2 separate regions of the Mus musculus genome follow, and region 1 is linked to region 2. Evidence: chromatin contacts called from ENCODE POLR2A ChIA-PET data. All regions are on one chromosome and are shown on one strand. The core of a region is the stretch at or near the end of the contact, and the rest is flanking DNA. Distances in the headings are between cores, read along the strand shown. Region 1 holds the start of Dusp7 (dual specificity phosphatase 7). Region 2 holds the start of Wdr82 (WD repeat domain containing 82).

Evidence for each region. ChIA-PET counts read pairs that join two places held with the same protein, here RNA polymerase II (POLR2A).
Region 1: POLR2A ChIA-PET joins it to region 2 with 15 read pairs in embryonic stem cell. The contact joins the promoter of Dusp7 here to the promoter of Wdr82 in region 2. POLR2A ChIA-PET finds 5 or more read pairs at or near these places in 4 of 5 experiments (Patski and embryonic stem cell).

Annotation. Positions count from the first base shown.
Region 1 is chr9:106,365,506-106,370,493 of GRCm38, reverse strand. Dusp7 (dual specificity phosphatase 7) reads right to left here and starts at 1,862. Exons shown (of 3, transcript NM_153459.4): 1 at 1,171-1,862. The coding sequence starts at 1,696.
Region 2 is chr9:106,167,381-106,172,251 of GRCm38, reverse strand. Wdr82 (WD repeat domain containing 82) reads right to left here and starts at 1,323. Exons shown (of 9, transcript NM_029896.1): 1 at 873-1,323. The coding sequence starts at 1,033.

The sequences.
Region 1 (4,988 bases), core at 613-3,112, 200 kb before region 2:
GAGTGGGTTCTGTAACTGTTAAAGTATACTGGCCCTATGGCTTGATATAGAGCACCTGAGGTCAAGTACCAGCTCCTTTCTCTTCCATACCTCCCACATACATCAACACACCTGAGTGCTTGCTCAGTAGTGGCCAATGGGCAAAGAAAGGCCAACAAACCCATCGCAGGCCAGCACCTGTAGGTCAGCAAACCCCTATTCCAAAGAGAGAGGAGCCAGAACACCTATGGGCCTGTCAGAGGCAGAGTCCAAGCAACCACACTTGGGGAGGGTGGTGTGAAGTCCCTTTCCCCAGCAAGAGGGGAACCGGGTACTAGCGATTCACCTTCCCTGGACAAGCACCCGACACACTGCATGTGACTCAAAGAGAGGGGCCACGGGGGCTAGACAAGGACAGGAGAGACAAGGAACACCATGAAGCTAGACATGGCCCTGCGGCACCCGAGGGTGCCGCAGGACTCCCCTCCCCTCCCAGCCTGTCTGCTGCCAGCAAGAGGCCATTTTGGAATGTTAATTGGAAACACCGGCTGCAGCCAATAGCTCCCCTCACCCCCTGGCCCGCAGGCAAGCTGCCTGTCTCCCCCTTCCATAAACTCAGGGGCAGCGAACTGAGGCCCATTCCCCATTCCCCAACACACACACACACTCACACCTGGGCCACTGCCCACACATCTGCAGAAGTGCCTCCAAGCCGTGATTCTGATTGATAGGGGCCATAGTGGGATCCCAGAGAAACCATCATAAACGGGCCCATGCACTGGAGGGTGGGTGATACTGAAAAAGGTACCTTCCCGATCCTATCTTCCTAATGACATAAATTCCTGTGGGCCCTGCTCTTTTCTGGGTTCCAGTACCGATCTCTCCCTTCCTCCGAGCTCAACTGGAGCCTGTGCGCTGTTGTCTACCCATCCACAGAGAAAAAAATTAAATAGGAAAGGGAAAGTTTGTTTCAGCCACTGAACGGTGCTGAGAAAGAGAACACAGATCGGGTTCCCTGTGCCTGGCTAAATCCACACCTTAGGGGATGGCTCCCAGAAGGGCGGATTCGGACCAGGGGCGACGTGGCGCCCGGCCTGGCCAAGCGAGTGGAAAGGAAACAGCCTGCAGCGAGGGCGCCAGGGAGCAGAGGCGCAGCCCCAATACCGCCTGGGGTCTAGGTTCTGTCCTCACCTTGGAGGTAGTAGGCCTGGCAGCCGTCGTCTCGCAGCTTCTGCAGGAGCAGGCCGAGAACGGAGGCGGGGGCGCCGGGCTCGGGCTGCCACTCCGCCGTGGCCTCGTCGTAGAGCAGCACGGTGGCCGCCTTGCAGCGCGTGGCGAAGCGCTCCTTGTCGGCATGGTTGGGAATGATGGAGCGGATGGGCAGGTTGCCTTTGCGCAGGCGGCGCAGCATGAGACCCGGGATGGCCAGGTTGATGGCCGTCTCAATGTGCGACGATTCGAAGAGCTCGTGCGGCCGGCAATCTAGCAGCAGCAGGGACGCGCCACCGCGCGCCTCCAGCTCCTCCTGCAGCCACTCGGCGCTCTTGCAGGGCATGGCCCCCGCTCCCGTCGTCGCTCCCGCTCCGATGCCTGCGCCGGACCCAGATCCCGCACCGGGCTCCGACCCCGCCCGAGTGCCCCCAGCCGCCGCCGCCGCCGCCGCCCCCGAAGTCGACATGTGCGCCCGCACTGGGGGCCCGCGGAGCTGGTTTTTCATGGGGATCCCGGGGCCGGGGCCGGGGCCGGGCAACCCAGCCCTGGGACGGCGCCCCGGCCGCGCTGGCCCCAGCCGCGTCTCCGGGCGCCCGCCTCCCGCCGAGCCGCGCGCCCGCCGCCCCGGCCTCCCAGCCTCCGGCCTCAGTCCCGCCCGGCCGGCCCTCCGCGCGTGCCGCGGCCTGACAGCCCCAATTAAACCGCGGCTCCGGCGGCCGCGCGCCCGGGCGTCCTCCGGGAGGCGGGGCCGTGAGGCCGGCGCCTGGGCTTAAAGGCACCGCGCCTCCGCAGCCCCTCCCCCGCAAGCGGCGCGGGAGCGCCCTCGGCCGGCTCCTACGGGCCCGCCTAGCCGGGACCTGGCTACCACCTGCCCAGGGGCGAGCCAAGGCGGCCTCGCAGATCTCTGGCTGAGCGCCTACATCTGTGCCTTGCAGAAAGGCTGCACTGGGACCCCACCTAACATTTACAGAAGCAGAATTTCTTCAGGATTGGGGGCAGGGGGCGGTCACCCAGAGCCAGTCTTCCCTCCTCTTGTCTGTTATCCTCATTCATTCTCTGATAGCGTTCATTCAACAAATGGAAACTGAATTCCTACTACGTGTCGTGCTCTGTGTTAGGCGGTCTTAGTTTCAGATGACCGCATCATCCCAACCCTTGATGGCCATAGGTTCCAGACCTGAGTTGGAGGGTCTGCTGAGGGAATAGGTGACTTGGGTTGGGGGGGGGGTGTTCAAGGACCGCTCTCGCAAATCGCAGGCAGAAGTGGAGGAATTCTGAAAGGACCAACCCTGGGTAAGGGAACGCGAGCTCTTTAAGAAAGCTTTTACAAGTGCGGTGGTGACTGGCCCGGAGTGAAGCGCCACGTGACTTTCCTATTGGGGCGGGTAGGAGGGAGGGAGCGCTCCATAATCAGCTTCCCTTCGCCTACCTCTCTCTCCAGGCACCAATCAAGTTTCGCGGTAGGCGGGCACGCGCTCGGCAGATAGTCAATCGCCGCCGAAAGAGGCTGCGGGGAAAGGAGGCGGGTCCCGCGGCGGGTCCACCCAGCTGGAAGTGGGCGGGGCCTCGTCCAGCGTGCTGTTCGGGCTCTCAGGCGGGTGGGGCTCAGGAGGTACGTGGCTCTGCAGGTAGGGCTCAAACAAAGCGGCAGGACCGACCGCAAGGTTTTGACCAGACCAAGGCGGTCTTTCCTTGGAGGGAGCTGTTCCTCCCAAGCCCCGAGTGCATTCTCTTAACAGGCTGGGGATCCCAACTTGAGGCTTAGTCCCTCACTCCGTCCCGGGCTAGTCATCTCTGAGCCAACTTGACCCTAACCCGGGATTGCGGTGTCAGGGGTGTCCGATCGGGCTACAGTTTCAATCTCCATCTCCCAATTAAATGTTCTCCCCCCTCCCTTTTTTTCTCAGCCGCAGGAGCCCTCTTCTACATTCGCTTAGAGAAAGGCCACAGTAGGGCAGCCAGGGAGGGTCTTGTCAGGAGGGGTTGTAGATATAAAGAGCTGACCCTTTTGTGAGTACTGTCCTGGACACAGCTGGTAGACAGCTTCCAGAGGCCAAGTGTTAAGTCCCAATCTGTCCTGCCAATTGGTGATGTGTGGTATATCCTGAGTACCAGTCTCCCTTCTTGGTTTCAGTTTTGCTAAGCGCTAAGCAGTGGTGACCGGGTTTCCTGTGTACTCTTGGCTGTCCTGGAATTCTCTCTGTAGCCTAGGCTGGCCTGGGTGCCTCTGCCTCCCAAGTGTTAGGATTAAAGGTGTGCACCATCACCTCTCGGCTTCTTTTAAATTTTTTAAAAAGATTGAAGTGTTTTCTCTATTTGAATGTCCATGGATCACAGAGGCCAGAAGAGACGGTAGGATCTCACAGAACTAGGATTACAGATGATTGTGAAGCGCTGTGTGGTGCTGCGAATCAAACCCAGAGAGAGACCTTTCTCTTTAGGAAAGATGGGCTCAGCTGATTTCATGATTTCCTAACATGCTGTTAGGGAGACATCCCCCCCAGAGGGACAAGCCAGAGTCACATTAACAAGAGTCTCCTGCTGTCCTCAGGCAAGGCTGGGTCCCATTGTGTGCAGACATGCTTGCTTCTGAGGGTCTCTGAATGGAAGGTGGGGAGAACTGGCTAGGTTCTGCCCAGTGATGGCTCCATTGAAAGAAGACATCTTTTGGGTGCACCCATAGTTCCACCCCATGCCCTAGAGAAAGGCTAGAGAGCCTGCCATTCCTTACATTAGCCATGATGTCTCACTGGCTGGCTTTCTCCCCTCTGGAGTCCCTCAAAGGGACACACACCTGCAGGATGCTGGAAACTGGAGCGGGCCCCCAGTGGGGGAGGGGTGTACTTGAGTAAGTATGGAAAAAGCATCAGAGTTTGGATGAGGGAGGCCATATGGGGAGGGGTTGACTATGGAGACAAAGAACAGCAAAGGCAGCCTGTGAGAGATGCTGGCAGGATCAGGGCCTCCACCCACCCAGGCTGGAGGGAAGTCCCAAAACCTTGCTTCTGAGTGGATACCCAGAACCCATGAGCCTTCCTCAAAGGGACTGTGAGAAGGCCCTTGGAACAGATGTTTGTTTGTTTTGCTGGAAACCTGGTACCTCATTCTCTTTAGTCCCTCCTGCATCTCAGAGAAGTGCCTAGCTTACCAAGGTGTCCCTGAGGGAAAGGAAGAGCAGACAAAGGCTTCCCTCACAGGTCTGCACCCCTGGGATAAGCAGACCCCAGAAGGTGGTTTGTAGGTGGGTTTACCTTAGCTCTTTGCAGGCAGAGCACACTTCCAGGCCTTTGCACCGTTGTGACAAGAATTCTTGAGGAGATCTCAACAAACACATCTGCCTCGCCCCAGCTAGGAAGCCTAAGACAGACCAAAGTATGGATACCACCAAAGTTCAACTTGGTGAAGCACGAGTTTTATTGGGGTCACTTACAGGGGCAGAAATGACTCAGAGAACGCTGTATCACCAAAGCCCACTCCAGCGAGGGTGACAGTTCACAAAAGCTGGGAACTTGGAGCACACTGCACACAGCCTACGGGCAACTCAACAGGTCGGAGAGAGTCCTTTCCAAGTGACTCAGTGGCTCCAGACCTCTTCCAGGTAGCTCGGCCAGTTTCTGCTGCTTCCAGGCCGCTGTTCTGGTCTCGAGAGTCTTCTTTGCCTCCGGGCTCTGGTCTTCCTAGAGGGACTCTCAGCTTTTCTTGCTTAGTCTGATGGGGAGGGGCCTAGTGAATCTGGTCGGTGTCAGGGACTTCCTGAAGCTATTTTGAGTTGTTTACCTTCCTGTTTAAGTAACTTC
Region 2 (4,871 bases), core at 74-2,573:
AACTTTGATAACTATAAGCAAACCACAATCTGGCGGTTATTGTTTTTTGTTTTTTAACTGTTTTGAGTCAGGGTCTCTCTGCTATGAAGTCCAGAACTCAGGGTCTGACTGCCTCTATCGCCCAAATGCTGAGATTACTGGCTAAGCGGCCAAACTTGGGTTTTTTTTGTAATGCAAAAGGAAACACTAAATTGTTCCGGAATGCTTTCTTTGTTTTAAAGAGAGCTCACATTCTGACCAGAATGGGGCGGCCAAGTTCTCAGGAGTCTGGCAAAGAAAAGTTTCCAAGAGTCTGTTTAGTAAGTTAACTGTAAGCCTGGGTATTGGTACTGGGAAAGGACAGCAAGCTCACATGGGCACAATCGATAAATCCTGACAGCTTAAAAACTGCATCCCGCGGGGCTTGATTGCAGAAAAGCCGCGCGGGAAGCTGAGGGGTAGGGGGCGGGCACCGTGCCAGGGCTGAATCCAGGTCACTGCTGTGAAGGCAGAGAGCTGGACGCCACTGATGGACAGAACACAGCTCCTGCCGTTCTGCATCGAGCTCAGAGTCCACCCGCACATTCTGACAGTCGCCAGGGGAGTGGAAAGGGCTATCCGTCCGGCTGCAGGGTGCAGGGACATGGCGTTTAAAGGTCAAGGTCAAGGTGGGGTTTGGCAAGCGGGAAAAGCGCGCTCGGAAGAGAGCAAAGACACATGAACTAAGAACCATCATCATCTTAAAGAGGATCTCCTGCAGCACTGCGGGATGGAGGTGGCCCTGGCAAGAGCGCCTGCACCACATGCCTGGGGTTGGGGGTGGGGGCTCAGTCGGGGACCAGCGACAGAGGGAAGGAGAGGGGCACTTGGAACTCGGCCACTATCACACTCACTTGCCCTCCTGGCAGTCATAGAGCACGATGGAGTCATCATCGCTGCTAGAGATGACCGTCTCGCCATTGGGACTAAAGTCAAAGCAGTTGATCTTGTCTGAGTTCTCGCGGAACACCTTGGCGACGCGGAAGCTCCGGAGCACGCTGTCGGTCAGCTTCATGGCGGCGGCGGCTGCTGCTGCTGAAGGCAGCGGCGGCGCAGGGCCGGGGCGGGGCCGAGAGGCGAGCGATCGGGCGGGCTGCTCAGGGCCAACCCCGGCGGTGCGGGCGCCGCGCTGGAGACGAACCGAAGGACGGCTGACAGTGGGGCTGCCGCGTCCTCTTCCTCAGGCGACGCTCTCTCGCCCGGACGACGGGACCTCGCTGACCGTTCTTCTCCGGAGTCAATTCAGGGCCAACCGGCGCTCCGCCGGCTCATTGTGTCCGCCATCTTGAAGGGAGAAGCAAAATCAGAGGGCGAGGAGCTTGTGTCGCGGCGGACGCCGGGAAAGGGGGCGGGGAGGGAACGGAGGCGCGAGCTGGGGGAGGGGGGGCGGGACGATGACGTCAGCGGGGCGGCCTCCCGTTGCTGAGGCCCCGGAGCTGGAGCCCGCGGTTCTGGGGTGTGAACCTGCGGGCGTGGAGCATCTAAACCCTCTCTCTCGAGGGCAGGACTTGAGGTCGCCTCGGGGCTAGTGCCTTTGTGGGTGCTCTCAAGCCCCGGGGAGACGCTGGTGTCTCTGAGGCCGCAGGACCTGGCGGAGAGGCCTGCTCGTGTGTGGGTGTGAATCAGGTGAACCCATCACCGACTGACTTAACCACTGCACGGCCGAGCCAGGAGGCTTCGATTTGTTAGTTGAGTGATGTACAACATACACTTGCACGAAGTTTTAAGTGGCATTTTCAACTGGGTTTATATTAAACTTCAGAAGCTTGGAACTTCTTTTAAAATTTAATGAGAGTCGAAGCGCATGAAGATCCCTAACTTCTAGTGCGGGAGGAGGGGGAACCTTAGGAAGGGACATTTCACTCACTGGCAGGTGATTGCAAAGGCATGACAACCAGAGTCCCTTATAACCTGGGTTGACAAACGACGAAATGGAACACGAGAAAAAAATGGAGCCTTCTTGAAAAATGTGCGGGGGGGTTGCATCTCAGGTTCTTAGGTTAAAGAAAAAAGGTAGCTAGATAGAACTGGAAGTGGTTGGCTGAGGGAAAACGACAAGATTGTAAGTTTGTACTGCAGTTGTCTCCTGACAAAGGGCAGAGTTCCTGGCTACAATCTGTTCCGGGGTGTGAGGAAGGGAAGGAACCAGTTTGAGTGAAACCTGAATGGATGGCAACTTTCCAAATTGCAAATCTGTTCTAGAAAAACCTTCCACAGGTGGTTGCACTCAATCCCCAGTGATTGCCTTTGAGTTTAGGTGATCCAGGTGATCCAGGCTGCTATGGAGCTTGAGATAGCAAGGACAGATCTGGTGCCATGTGCCCGACTTGCTGTGGGAACTGAAGTTTTCTGAAGAGCATCTACAATAAAGATCCTGCAGACTGGCTGACTACAACATCGCAATTGTGGAGACATCAAATGTAGGCAAAGGATCTGGAACTATTTTAGGCCTCTTTAAAAACTAGTGTGTGTGTGTGTCTGTGAGTGCGTGCACACATGCTTTTACCTTCTGAGCCTTCTAAGGTGGCCTTGCTTTAGACTTTAAATAGCCATTTACTCTAACTTCCAACATTCTCCTAATAAATTTCTCGAGAGACATCATTCAGTTTAGCTTCATTCACCCTAAAGCTAAGATGGCTGTAACATCACCTGAAATCTATAATTTCCCTACTATACAGCTTTGCTGTGTGGCCCATCTACTTGATATTTTCACAAATATAATTGATCAACATACTGAATTTGTTTTGGGGGGGTGCTGTTCTGTGACTACAAATTTGTGTAATTTCTTCTAGGTAGAACCTGTTATTAAGGGTAAATTGACTCCTAATTCCTGGGCAAAGCTGTTCTTTTATATCAGCATTTGGGAAGCAAATATACCCAGGAGATGCCAGTGTATGTGTGTGTGTGTGTTTGGAGGGGTCTGTTTTAACATACAAATTTGACTGTAACAACAGTCTTAATTTACCAAAATGTTCTCTACCAAAAAAAAAAAAAAAAAAAAAAGCCTTGAAAGGTATCTTTCAAAACTATACCCTGGGGCTGGTGAGATGGCTCAGTTGGTAAGAGCACCCAACTGCTCTTCTGAAGGTCCAAAGTTCAAATCCCAGCAACCACATGGTGGCTCACAACCATCCGTAATGAGATCTGACTCCCTCTTCTGGAGTGTCTGAAAACAACTACAGTGTACTTACATATAGTAAAAATAAATAAATGTTTAAAACAAACAAAAAACTATACCCTGTACCTTCTTTAGACTTCACTGTTAAAGCTCCCTCCCAAGATTTAGCATCCTGTTTTTTTTTTTTTTTTTTTTTTAAAGATTTATTTATTTATTGTATGTAAGTACACTGTAGCTGTCTTCAGACACTCCAGAAGAGGGAGTCAGATCTCGTTACAGATGGTTGTTAGCCACCATGTGGTTGCTGGGATTTGAACTCCAGACCTTTGGAAGAGCAGTCGGGTGCTCTTACCCACTGAGCCATCTCACCAGCCCGCATCCTGTTTTTAAAATGGAAAAAAAAAAGTAATTTTTTTCATATTTTTCGATGGTCACTTGGATTCACTTGCTGGTTCGGCTCCCTGATCTGCTATAGTGGGCTTGCCTGGCTTCTAGTCCAGTATTATCACTGCCTTAAAGGATAGACTTTGAAAGTGACCCAAAATGGTTAGCTAGTTCCAGGGCAGAGGGAAAGCTGGAGTTAGGAGTGGACTGTGTCACTTAAAAAAACAAAACAAAACAAAAACCAAGAAAACAAAACAAAACAAAAAAAAAACGCTCCAGGTTTTGTGTGGTGGCTCCCACTTCTCATACTAGGGAGGTGGGAGCCAGCCAGGGCTGTAGAGTGGGCTTTGTTTTTGCTTTTAAAGATGACATAAACAGGATGGATCAGGGGTTAAGAGCCTCAACTGTTCTTCTAGAGGTCCTGAGTTCAATTCCCAGCAACCTCATGGTGACTCACAACCATCTGTAACAGGATCCAATGCCCTCTTCTGGTGTGTCTGAAGACATTGACAGTGTACTCACATACATAAAATAAATACTTTTTTTTTTTTTTTTTTTTAAGGTGAAACAAGCCAAGATCAGCACTGGGTGTAGTAGAATACACACGGAATCCCAGCACTCAGCAACTAGACAGGACTCTCTGGAGAACAATCTATGATCCATAATAAGACTACTTAAAAAAAAAATCTAAAAAGCAAACAAAACAGAAAAGGGACTAAGCACATGGCCTGTTGCCCAGGTGCCCAGGTCCAGCCTCCAGAGACACGTGCCACCTCTCCATTTTTTTTTTCTTACAAATTCTAATTGAGGTACACTCTGAGCTAAAGTGCCCAGCAGGGCTTCCTTAGAGCCTTGGGATAATTAGAGTCAGGTGGCTTCTTTAGGCCTTTTAAAAGAGGGTGTGTGTGTGTGTGTGTGTGTGTGTGTGTGTGTGTGTGTAAAGAGTAACTGCACCTGAAGAAAGCTGGGATGTTAAAACACAATGAACCCAGTGGTGACTTTGTGTAGACTGTTTCAGATGTAGTGGATTGTTCACTTAGGACTGCAGCATACCCCCTGAGTTTATTGATTTGCTAAGTAAATGCTTCCTTTTGTTCCCTCAAGGGGAGCCCTTGAGGAAATAAGTGTTCTATGGGAGACTTCGAGATAACATTTTATATCAATCTGAGATTATAAAATCATAATCTCTTCGGTGGCAACCTCACTGTTGGTTTTTGTTGGGTTTCAGATCCAGGACAAGTGGCTGGGGTGCCTATTTAACATATCAAAGCATACCCGGCCTCCATGTTTTCCCAGCATCCCTCAGTCCCCTATCTGTTGCAATGCATGACTGGCATACCTTCACTCTGCC